Regions from separate parts of the Homo sapiens genome. Here region 2 is linked to region 1. Evidence: read pairs that join two places in POLR2A ChIA-PET (ENCODE). Cell type or tissue: A673. All regions are shown on one strand. Links, peaks and the distances in the headings refer to the core of each region. The heading gives the core; the rest is flanking DNA.

What was found. ChIA-PET counts read pairs that join two places held together with the same protein. Peaks named below come from ENCODE experiments on the same cell type or tissue, not always from the same donor. Only the 100,000 strongest peaks of a DNase experiment are listed, where the experiment ranks them.
Region 2: POLR2A ChIA-PET joins it to region 1 with 9 read pairs; 2 of 35 experiments call an interaction of 5 or more read pairs at or near these places.

Annotation. Positions count from the first base shown.
Region 1 is chr5:88,716,197-88,721,893 of GRCh38, reverse strand. MEF2C (myocyte enhancer factor 2C) reads left to right here. Exons shown (of 11, transcript NM_002397.5): 11 at 1-4,777. All of the region lies in intron 3 of MEF2C-AS2 (MEF2C antisense RNA 2), which reads right to left. Among named protein-coding and RNA genes, the nearest start is that of GSCAR, 22 kb to the right of the region's middle. In A673, for the core only: no CTCF peak of the experiment used is centred there; a DNase peak (open chromatin) is centred at 2,973.
Region 2 is chr5:88,861,921-88,867,617 of GRCh38, reverse strand. The region is part of intron 1 of MEF2C (myocyte enhancer factor 2C); the gene reads left to right. Among named protein-coding and RNA genes, the nearest start is that of MEF2C, 18 kb to the left of the region's middle. In A673, for the core only: no CTCF peak of the experiment used is centred there; no DNase peak of the experiment used is centred there.

The DNA.
Region 1 (5,697 bases), core at 1,150-5,149:
GGTAAGACAGAGTTTGCAAAGCATTTGTGGCTTTTTGTAGTTTACTTAAGCCAAAATGTGTTTTTTTCCCCTTGATAGCTTCGCTAATATTTTAAACAGTCCTGTAAAAAACCAAAAAGGACTTTTTGTATAGAAAGCACTACCCTAAGCCATGAAGAACTCCATGCTTTGCTAACCAAGATAACTGTTTTCTCTTTGTAGAAGTTTTGTTTTTGAAATGTGTATTTCTAATTATATAAAATATTAAGAATCTTTTAAAAAAATCTGTGAAATTAACATGCTTGTGTATAGCTTTCTAATATATATAATATTATGGTAATAGCAGAAGTTTTGTTATCTTAATAGCGGGAGGGGGGTATATTTGTGCAGTTGCACATTTGAGTAACTATTTTCTTTCTGTTTTCTTTTACTCTGCTTACATTTTATAAGTTTAAGGTCAGCTGTCAAAAGGATAACCTGTGGGGTTAGAACATATCACATTGCAACACCCTAAATTGTTTTTAATACATTAGCAATCTATTGGGTCAACTGACATCCATTGTATATACTAGTTTCTTTCATGCTATTTTTATTTTGTTTTTTGCATTTTTATCAAATGCAGGGCCCCTTTCTGATCTCACCATTTCACCATGCATCTTGGAATTCAGTAAGTGCATATCCTAACTTGCCCATATTCTAAATCATCTGGTTGGTTTTCAGCCTAGAATTTGATACGCTTTTTAGAAATATGCCCAGAATAGAAAAGCTATGTTGGGGCACATGTCCTGCAAATATGGCCCTAGAAACAAGTGATATGGAATTTACTTGGTGAATAAGTTATAAATTCCCACAGAAGAAAAATGTGAAAGACTGGGTGCTAGACAAGAAGGAAGCAGGTAAAGGGATAGTTGCTTTGTCATCCGTTTTTAATTATTTTAACTGACCCTTGACAATCTTGTCAGCAATATAGGACTGTTGAACAATCCCGGTGTGTCAGGACCCCCAAATGTCACTTCTGCATAAAGCATGTATGTCATCTATTTTTTCTTCAATAAAGAGATTTAATAGCCATTTCAAGAAATCCCATAAAGAACCTCTCTATGTCCCTTTTTTTAATTTAAAAAAAATGACTCTTGTCTAATATTCGTCTATAAGGGATTAATTTTCAGACCCTTTAATAAGTGAGTGCCATAAGAAAGTCAATATATATTGTTTAAAAGATATTTCAGTCTAGGAAAGATTTTCCTTCTCTTGGAATGTGAAGATCTGTCGATTCATCTCCAATCATATGCATTGACATACACAGCAAAGAAGATATAGGCAGTAATATCAACACTGCTATATCATGTGTAGGACATTTCTTATCCATTTTTTCTCTTTTACTTGCATAGTTGCTATGTGTTTCTCATTGTAAAAGGCTGCCGCTGGGTGGCAGAAGCCAAGAGACCTTATTAACTAGGCTATATTTTTCTTAACTTGATCTGAAATCCACAATTAGACCACAATGCACCTTTGGTTGTATCCATAAAGGATGCTAGCCTGCCTTGTACTAATGTTTTATATATTAAAAAAAAAAAATCTATCAACCATTTCATATATATCCCACTACTCAAGGTATCCATGGAACATGAAAGAATAACATTTATGCAGAGGAAAAACAAAAACATCCCTGAAAATATACACACTCATACACACACACGCACAGGGGAATAAAATAAGAAAATCATTTTCCTCACCATAGACTTGATCCCATCCTTACAACCCATCCTTCTAACTTGATGTGTATAAAATATGCAAACATTTCACAAATGTTCTTTGTCATTTCAAAATACTTTAGTATATCAATATCAGTAGATACCAGTGGGTGGGAAAGGGTCATTACATGAAAATATGAAGAAATAGCCATATTAGTTTTTTAACCTGCAATTTGCCTCAGCAACAAAGAAAAAGTGAATTTTTAATGCTGAAGATAAAGTAAGCTAAAGTACCAGCAGAAGCCTTGGCTATTTATAGCAGTTCTGACAATAGTTTTATAAGAACATGAAGAGAACAGAATCACTTGAAAATGGATGCCAGTCATCTCTTGTTCCCACTACTGAATTCTTATAAAGTGGTGGCAAGATAGGGAAGGGATAATCTGAGAATTTTTAAAAGATGATTTAATGAGAAGAAGCACAATTTTGATTTTGATGAGTCACTTTCTGTAAACAATCTTGGTCTATCTTTACCCTTATACCTTATCTGTAATTTACCATTTATTGTATTTGCAAAGCTAGTATGGTTTTTAATCACAGTAAATCCTTTGTATTCCAGACTTTAGGGCAGAGCCCTGAGGGAGTATTATTTTACATAACCCGTCCTAGAGTAACATTTTAGGCAACATTCTTCATTGCAAGTAAAAGATCCATAAGTGGCATTTTACACGGCTGCGAGTATTGTTATATCTAATCCTATTTTAAAAGATTTTTGGTAATATGAAGCTTGAATACTGGTAACAGTGATGCAATATACGCAAGCTGCACAACCTGTATATTGTATGCATTGCTGCGTGGAGGCTGTTTATTTCAACCTTTTTAAAAATTGTGTTTTTTAGTAAAATGGCTTATTTTTTCCCAAAGGTGGAATTTAGCATTTTGTAATGATGAATATAAAAATACCTGTCATCCCCAGATCATTTAAAAGTTAACTAAAGTGAGAATGAAAAAACAAAATTCCAAGACACTTTTTAAAAGAATGTCTGCCCTCACACACTTTTATGGATTTGTTTTTCTTACATACCCATCTTTTAACTTAGAGATAGCATTTTTTGCCCTCTTTATTTTGTTGTTTGTTTCTCCAGAGAGTAAACGCTTTGTAGTTCTTTCTTTAAAAAACATTTTTTTTAAAGAAGAAGAAGCCACTTGAACCCTCAATAAAGGCTGTTGCCTAAGCATGGCATACTTCATCTGTTCTCATTTGTGCCATCTGCCGTGATGTCGTCACTTTTATGGCGTTAATTTCCTGCCACTACAGATCTTTTGAAGATTGCTGGAATACTGGTGTCTGTTAGAATGCTTCAGACTACAGATGTAATTAAAGGCTTTTCTTAATATGTTTTAACCAAAGATGTGGAGCAATCCAAGCCACATATCTTCTACATCAAATTTTTCCATTTTGGTTATTTTCATAATCTGGTATTGCATTTTGCCTTCCCTGTTCATACCTCAAATTGATTCATACCTCAGTTTAATTCAGAGAGGTCAGTTAAGTGACGGATTCTGTTGTGGTTTGAATGCAGTACCAGTGTTCTCTTCGAGCAAAGTAGACCTGGGTCACTGTAGGCATAGGACTTGGATTGCTTCAGATGGTTTGCTGTATCATTTTTCTTCTTTTTCTTTTCCTGGGGACTTGTTTCCATTAAATGAGAGTAATTAAAATCGCTTGTAAATGAGGGCATACAAGCATTTGCAACAAATATTCAAATAGAGGCTCACAGCGGCATAAGCTGGACTTTGTCGCCACTAGATGACAAGATGTTATAACTAAGTTAAACCACATCTGTGTATCTCAAGGGACTTAATTCAGCTGTCTGTAGTGAATAAAAGTGGGAAATTTTCAAAAGTTTCTCCTGCTGGAAATAAGGTATAATTTGTATTTTGCAGACAATTCAGTAAAGTTACTGGCTTTCTTAGTGATGCAGTGTCCGTGGTGCATTTTTTTAAATTAATGTTTTGCTGTTTAAATTTATTCAATTTTATTGTGTTTTTTAAAAAGCAGCTTATGCCACAAGCACAAATGAGCTTTCTCAGTTTTCAACTCAAAATATTATATGAAAAGATGGATATGTGTGTCTGTGTGGGAGGGGTGTGAATTGGATGACGGTTCTTAGGGTATTACAGAATTCAGCCAGTGGTGGAAGTCTAAGGTTCTTATTGAATGGTTCAACTTCTTTATCAAAGAAGTTCCATGAAGATCTTTGATAACCTGTTTAAATGTACAGAATTTTTCAAAAGCCACTGTGAAAAGCAGTACCATAAGTTATTTTTTAACTAAAATCTGTAGAAAGTGTTTCCAAAAGAGTTCCTTTTTTCTTCTTCGAAGTAATTTCTAAAAGTTGAAAACATAGGCTTATAAATCTGAATAAATTAGTGAATTCATACATTTTAGAGACTATCAAATATATCCATTATTAACATTCAATAATAATCTCTAAAGGGGAATGTCCTTAAAAAGATTGATAGAAAGATTAATTTAAAAACTGAAAAGGAAAACAAGACACCACCAGTTAGCCAGCTGGAGAACTTGGACTTTTGCATTAGTAGTGATATCTGCTCCAAAAAGAATGCAGTTCGAGGAAATGTTGCATGTGGCTTCAAAATAGCAGTGCTTTCTGCTTTGTTCTCTTGTATTCATTTTCAGCAAACATGTATTAAGCAATTATTATATGTAACTCATGTGGTGATTCCAGGATGAATGAAGTTGTAGCCCTTTCTCTTAGGAAACTTATAAACTAATAGGAGATAAAAGGCATTCTCAGGGAAGTCTACAAAGTGCTATGAGGGAGCCACTTTGGCCATCCTGGGGCAGAGCAGACCAGAGGCTCAGAGCATGGACACTTCCTCATCCACCCAGCAGAAGCCTTTCACTTGATTTTGAAGGTGGGCAGGATTGAGAAAGGCCCAGAAGGGGATGAGTTCAAAGCTGTTTGTGGGCATGTGACCCCTGCAGTCACATATGGCCCTAGCTTGTGTTTCGTTTAGTGTTCTGCTATCATTATCCTGATAATATCCTGATAATAAAATTATCCTTAATAATTTTATATTTGAGTTTGAATGTTGTAAGCAAAGTCCTGTAGGACAATAGAGCATGTGCCTGAACAGAAGAGATACACAGGAAAAAGTGAACTGTTTTATATTTTAGTACCTTTAACAGAGAGAACCTTTTATTTCACTTTTTCAACAAGGACTTCCACATTTTCATTCTGCACTGGGCCCTGGAATCATGACACCATCCCTGGATGTGGGCATTTCACAGGGAAGAAATAGTAGATACAAAGGTACAGAGATGGGAAAGCAAGAGACAAACTTACAGGAATTGTGGGCCTTTCTATTTACGTAAAGTGTAGCCGTGTGTAGGGGAGCAGTGAGACAAGACTGGAAGAGTTAGTTTGCCTCTGATTATATAATCGCAAATTTAAAAGAGTTAGGTTTAAGCAAGTAATTGAAAGATTTAGGAGAGAGAAAATTGTCAGAATTCAGTAAATGGTTAGATTAATGGTAGGAGTGGTGATAGATAAGGAATTGTTAAAGTTTACAGTTTTAGGCTTAAATGATTAGGATCCTAGTAATGTCCAAACTGGAAATTGAGAGGTCACTGCTTTGTGAGGAAGGTAGTCACTTCAGTTTTCAGTATGTTGAGTTAGAATATGAGAAAGTTGTAAATAAGGACTTAAACTCAGGATTCAGTTAATGCTGGCCTGATTTGGATGTGTGGGTGTTTTTTTTTTCTTTCAATTATGTTTGAAAGTCTGGATTAAATAGAGATACTGAATTTGGCAAGGGAACCCTATTCAGAACAGAGCATCTGAATTTTCATCTTGTGATTTGAGAAAACCCTTTTTCCATTTTGTTTGCATATTTCTATGGCATCTTTCCTATGTGTTATCCTTGCAGACTGACTTCTAAACAAGATCCAGTGATGAAGGAGTAAAGCCAAGTTCACTTCCCTACTGTGCATATC
Region 2 (5,697 bases), core at 781-4,780, 150 kb before region 1:
ATTACTAATTATAATAAGACAATAAAAACCACAGCTAACATTTTTTTGAGAGCATACCGTATACTTGAGCACTATTCTATAGGCCTGAAGTTTTATATGCATTAATTCATTTATTCCTCAAAACTTAATGAGGTAGGTGCAGTTACTATCCCGATTATATAGATGAGGAAACTGAGGTAAAAATTTACAAAGTAACTTGTCCAAAGTTACCCACTTAATGGCAGACCTAGAATCTCAACCCCAGATAGTCTCAAGTCCACTCTCTTCTTATTAAGCCAAAATCTCACATACATGATCTTATCTGTTAGATAAGAAGAAGGAAAGAGTCAATTATTGAGTCTTAATTTTGCCTGGCATCTTAGGGAAAAATATTTAGTAACCTTGGAATGACAATATAACTAAGTTTGTGTAAACATGTTTGTATTGTTTTTAAAAAGAAGTGTATTAATTCTTGGCCTGTGATATATACTTCCACATTGTTGATGTGAAGTGAGAAAAACATATATTATCAACTGCTTGATAAATCTTTTCACAAGCAATGTCTTACTATTTGCGAAAATATATTTTTCCAGCTACGATATTAGCGTTAATTGAAATGGGAAAATCTCGTTTTATGTCATCACTGTCTAGTGACCACTTTGCTATTCATTTCTTGAGCTGTTTTAATTTTTAACCTTCATTTGCAAGAATCATAGTAATTTATATGGTTTTAATTCAAAAATGTGAGATGTATAACAGAGCCTATAAATGAATATTAAATGGATTTCAGGAGTTATTCAGTAAATTTAATTAGTGCAGATGGATATTCTAGAGAATTCAACTTCAAGAACACCTTTAAACTTTTTCTTTGTAGTTAAAAAAGGAAAACAACAAAACTTTAAAACCAAAGTTAGATGTGAAATAACTACTGATGAGTTAGAACAAGGTCATATTATATTTGAAAATAAGAAATATTATATCAAGTTTATTCATCAAGTGCATAGCTTTTAGCTTTTAACTGAATTTTTCTGGGTTCAGTAAAAGACCTTTTGAAAAAGGAAAAGGATCATTTTTAGAATTTTTACCATGAGAAACAATATGAACTTTCTTTATTCTAATAAACAGTTTCCTTGTTTTTTCATAAAAGTATTGCCGTACTGCTGACTAGAAGTGAGGACAGAGAGGCTGGCCAGAGGTCAAATGGGACTCAGATATTTCTGAATTACCAGATATACAAGCTTTGGACTTCAAAATTAATAGCTACCATATCTTTAATGTCATGGATTCCTTGCCAAATTTCCACAGTTCATATTAGTAACTACATTTGCTTCCGCTTTGTTTCACTGTTGAAGAGAATGAAATGCTTGTTTGGATTACCATGCAAGCATGCAAATAATCTATGCTCTCTGTATTTAAAAATTCGTCTATTTGAAATGTGACTTGGGCCGGGCGCGGTGGCTCACTCCTGTAATCCCAGCACTTTGGGAGGCCAAGGCCGGCGGATCACGAGGTTAGGAGATTGAGACCATTCTGGCTAACACGGTGAAACCCCGTCTCTACTAAAAAATACAAAAAATTAGCCGGGCGTGGTTGCGGGCGCCTGTAGCCCCAGCTACTCGGGAGGCTGAGGCAGGAGAATGGCGTGAACCCAGGAGGCGGAGCTTGCAGTGAGCCGAGATAGAGTCACTGCACTCCAGCCTGGGCTACAGACCAAGACTCCATCTCAAAAGAAAAAAAAAAAAAAGAAAAGAAATGTGACTTAAAGATTTGGGGATTCAATGTGTTATTTGGAATTAATTGATTTCAGTGATAAACAGCCTTCCTGTCACTTACGATGCCCACTGGCGGGGAAGTTTTGTGTGCTTTATGCAATATTAAGTCCCATTGGTAACACTCAGTGTTCATTCTTCTCTTTCCAGCAAAACCACTGAGGCCAGTTATATCTACTTCCTAATGTGATTTTGACTAAAGTTGTTTGAATTCTGTCTCTTTGGAATCTTCTAACTGTAAAGCACGCTCTAAGACTCCATAAAACACCATATTTATATTAATATCCATTTGAGTTGTAAATATGCAGGAAATAATTATTCACTGTAAAGGCCTGGATTACCCTAAGACTGAGGAGGAAGTTATAGCTGTTGGCTAATTCTATAAAAGATAATTGCATAAACTTATTAGTAATATTCCTTGAAGAAGATTGCGATGTAGCTAATACTGCACTTCAAAAGCCTTTTTAAAAAATTTAATCATCCAAAGACTAAAATCAACTAAGTTTCTCACAAGCAGAATTCGTTAGAAAACTATGGGCTGTAACTGATCTTTGGTATATGCCAAGTGACAAGGTCATAGGTATAAAACATTGGATTTCCTTTGAACAGTTAGCTTAGATAAGTGGTTCTGAATCCTTGGCTGTAAGGAGAATTATTTTAAAATACTGATGTTAGGTGGGCACAGTGGCTCTTGCCTGTAATCCTAACTACTCGGGACACTGAGGCTACAGAATCACTTGAGGTCAGGAGTTTGAGACCAGCCTGGGCAACATAGTGAGATCCAGTCTCCAAATTTTTTTTTTTAAATGGCCAGGCATGGTGGCTCATGCCTGTAACCCCAGCACTTTCGGAGGCAGGTGGATCATCTGAGGTCAGGAGTTCGAGGCCAGCCTGGCCAACCTGGAGAAACCCCGTCTGTACTAAAAATACAAAAATTTGCTGTGTGTGCTGCTGGGCACCTGTAATCCCAACTACTCAGGAGGCTGAGGCAGAATCGCTTGAACCCGGGAGGCGGAGGTTGCGGTGAGTGAGCCGAGATTGCGCCATTGCACTCCGGCCTAGGCGACAGAGCGAAACTCCATCTCAAAAAAAAAAAAAAAAATTTGAAAAAACAAGCGTGATGGTGTGGCATATGCCTGTTGTCCTAACTACTTGGGAAACTGAGGCTGGAGGATCTCTTGAGCCAGGACTTCAAGGCTGTGCTGAGCTATAGTAGTGCCACTGCACTCCAATCTGGTGACAGAGTAAGGCCTGGTCTCTAAATATATAAATATACATATATATAATTTGTGTATTTATGTATATTTATAATATGCATATTTATATTTATGTGTATTTATAAATATGTAAATACACATATTACAAATATACAAATATATACACACATACACCAATGCCCAAGTTCCACTCCCAGATTCAGATTAAATTGGCCTGCCATCCAGGTATTGCAGTTTCTCCGAGCTGCCTGGGAGCTCTTAATGTAAAGCTTGGGTTGAGAACCACTAGTTAAAAGAAGATAAATGTGAATTTTTATTTTTAAATAACATATAATAACTGTATATATTGATAGGGTACATGTGATATTTCCACACATGTATACATTATAGCATGATCAAATAAGGCTAATTAACATAACTATCACCTCAAATATTTATCATTTCTTTGTGTGGAGAACATTGAATACACAGTGAAATACCATTCAGCCTTAAAAAAAAAAACAAAAAAAAAAACAGAAAACATGGCTGGGCATGGTGGCTCAGGCCTGTAATCCCATAATCCCAGCACTTCGGGAGGCCAAGGCTGGAAGATCACCTGAGGTCAGGAGTTTGAAACCAGCCTGGCCAACATGGTGAAACCTCGTCTCTACTAAAAATACAAAATAGAGCCAAGCGTGGTGGCACATCCCTGTAATCCCTGCCACTCAGGAGGCTGAGGCAGGAGAATCACTTGAACCTGGGAGGCAGAGGTTGCAGTGAGCCGAGATGGTGCTATTGCACTCCAACCTGAGAGACAGAGCGAGGCTCTCTCTCAAAAAAAAAAAAAAAGAAAAAGAAATTCTGTCATTTGCAACATGAATGAACCTAAAAGACATTACGTTAAGTGAAATAAGTCAGGCACAGAGAGACAAATACTGTGTGATCTCATTTGTACGTGTAGTGTTAAAAGCTGAATTTACAGAAGTAGAGAGTAGAAAGGCAGTTTCCAGAAATGGAGGCGGGAGTGGATGGGGAAAGGGGAGACAAGACATAGGTCAACAGGTACAAAATTTCTGTGAGACAGGAGGAGGAATAAGTTCTGGTATTCTGTTGCACAGTGTGTTGACTATAGTTAATAATAATGTATTGTATATTTCAAAATAGTGAATCTTGAACTTGGGCATACAAATCCATGCATTCTTACAGTTTCAGAAACAAATAAACCTATAAATTGAAAACTACCTTTGGCTCTGCCAATAAAATGTCTACTGCTATTGCCCAACACTTCTTGGACGTCAACTGTATAAATTTATTAACACATCAGTCAACTTTTCACTAAGTGTTTCATGGGAGTGTTTCATTAGGGATACAAAAGTGAGAGATGGAAACTCTGTTGTTGAGGAATTCAGTCTGATGAGGGAGTTGAATATGCAAAGTGCAATTATAAATGTAATGTGATAAACACTATACTGCAGGCATGTTGAAAATGAGGTAAACGCTTAATTGATAGAATGTTCAGCTCTTTTGGGAGATGACTGGTTAGGTCAATCTTCAGTCAAGGATGCCTAAGGTGAGTCTTAAATGATGAGTCAAATCCTGGCAGTACTCCAGAAAAAAGTTTTGGGGGCTAGTCTGCCCTCTGGAAGCATAGCAGACTTTCATATGTTTTTCGTATGGCCTGCCATATTCTCAACTTTGCTTTCTCATTTAGAAAAGCTGTGCAGGCCTTGCCCAGAACTTCAGATTCTGTGGAAATTGGGGGCACCTAATGAAGCCGTGAAGATGGTATCAGAAGTAGGAAGTGCCAACCTAATCTTCTTTCCATTCTCTGGTATGCCATAGAAACCTCACTGTGGCAGATCTCAAGGTAACTGGGAGGACATACTCCTCCTCAGCGCCCACTCCTGCCCTATTTCCTAGACACAGCTGAAAGGAAGGATGGCCTGATCCGGGTCCTCCCCTGCAACCCACTGTTTTGACAAGGGATATGGGACAAGTTATGAATAAGAGAAAAGGGCCAAACAGGGAGCTACCCAAGAATACTTTATATAGAGGAGATTCAACTTACATCTCTTACAAAGTAATTTTTAAAAAACTTTAAAGGTTATTTCTCGGGTTTTTTTTTTCCTTCTTGTTCTAAAAGAATAAAACTAAAGAAAGACAAGTACTTCAGGGATGTCATACCAGTAGGAAAACATCTTGTATATTTTAAAAGAACTTCGGGTACTCTAATAGAAGGGGATAAATCTGTAAACATAGCAAACCATGATCTTATAAGACACGTAGAATACGAGAAACTAAGCTTGTCCCTCCTATGTTGCCAAACAAACATACACATGTATCTCTGTGTGTGTGTGTGTTTGTGTGTATGACAGAAGTCAGAAAAGGCAAGACATGACAGGAAAATAAAAATACTAGTTCCACAAATTCTATAGAAAAAGATTGTTTTATTATTTCGTAGGAAGCCTTACCATAAAATGAACCACATAAAGTTTTATGTAAAGAGCAGGGATTAGATAATGATCTCAGTTATATAATGGAACAAAATTCCAAGTCTGTAAACCTTTTGGTCGCAGCTGCTAGATAACGTTACCTTCACAAACCAGGTACTTAATGAAAAAAGACCTGTTTCATGTGGAGGGAGGTGGAAGAACTGGGTTGCACTGCTTACTAATACCATTTCCCAGTGACTGAGGTAGAGAAATAAATTAGTTGTGAAAGACTGAGAACTTTGGTCTAATGGATTGACTTTT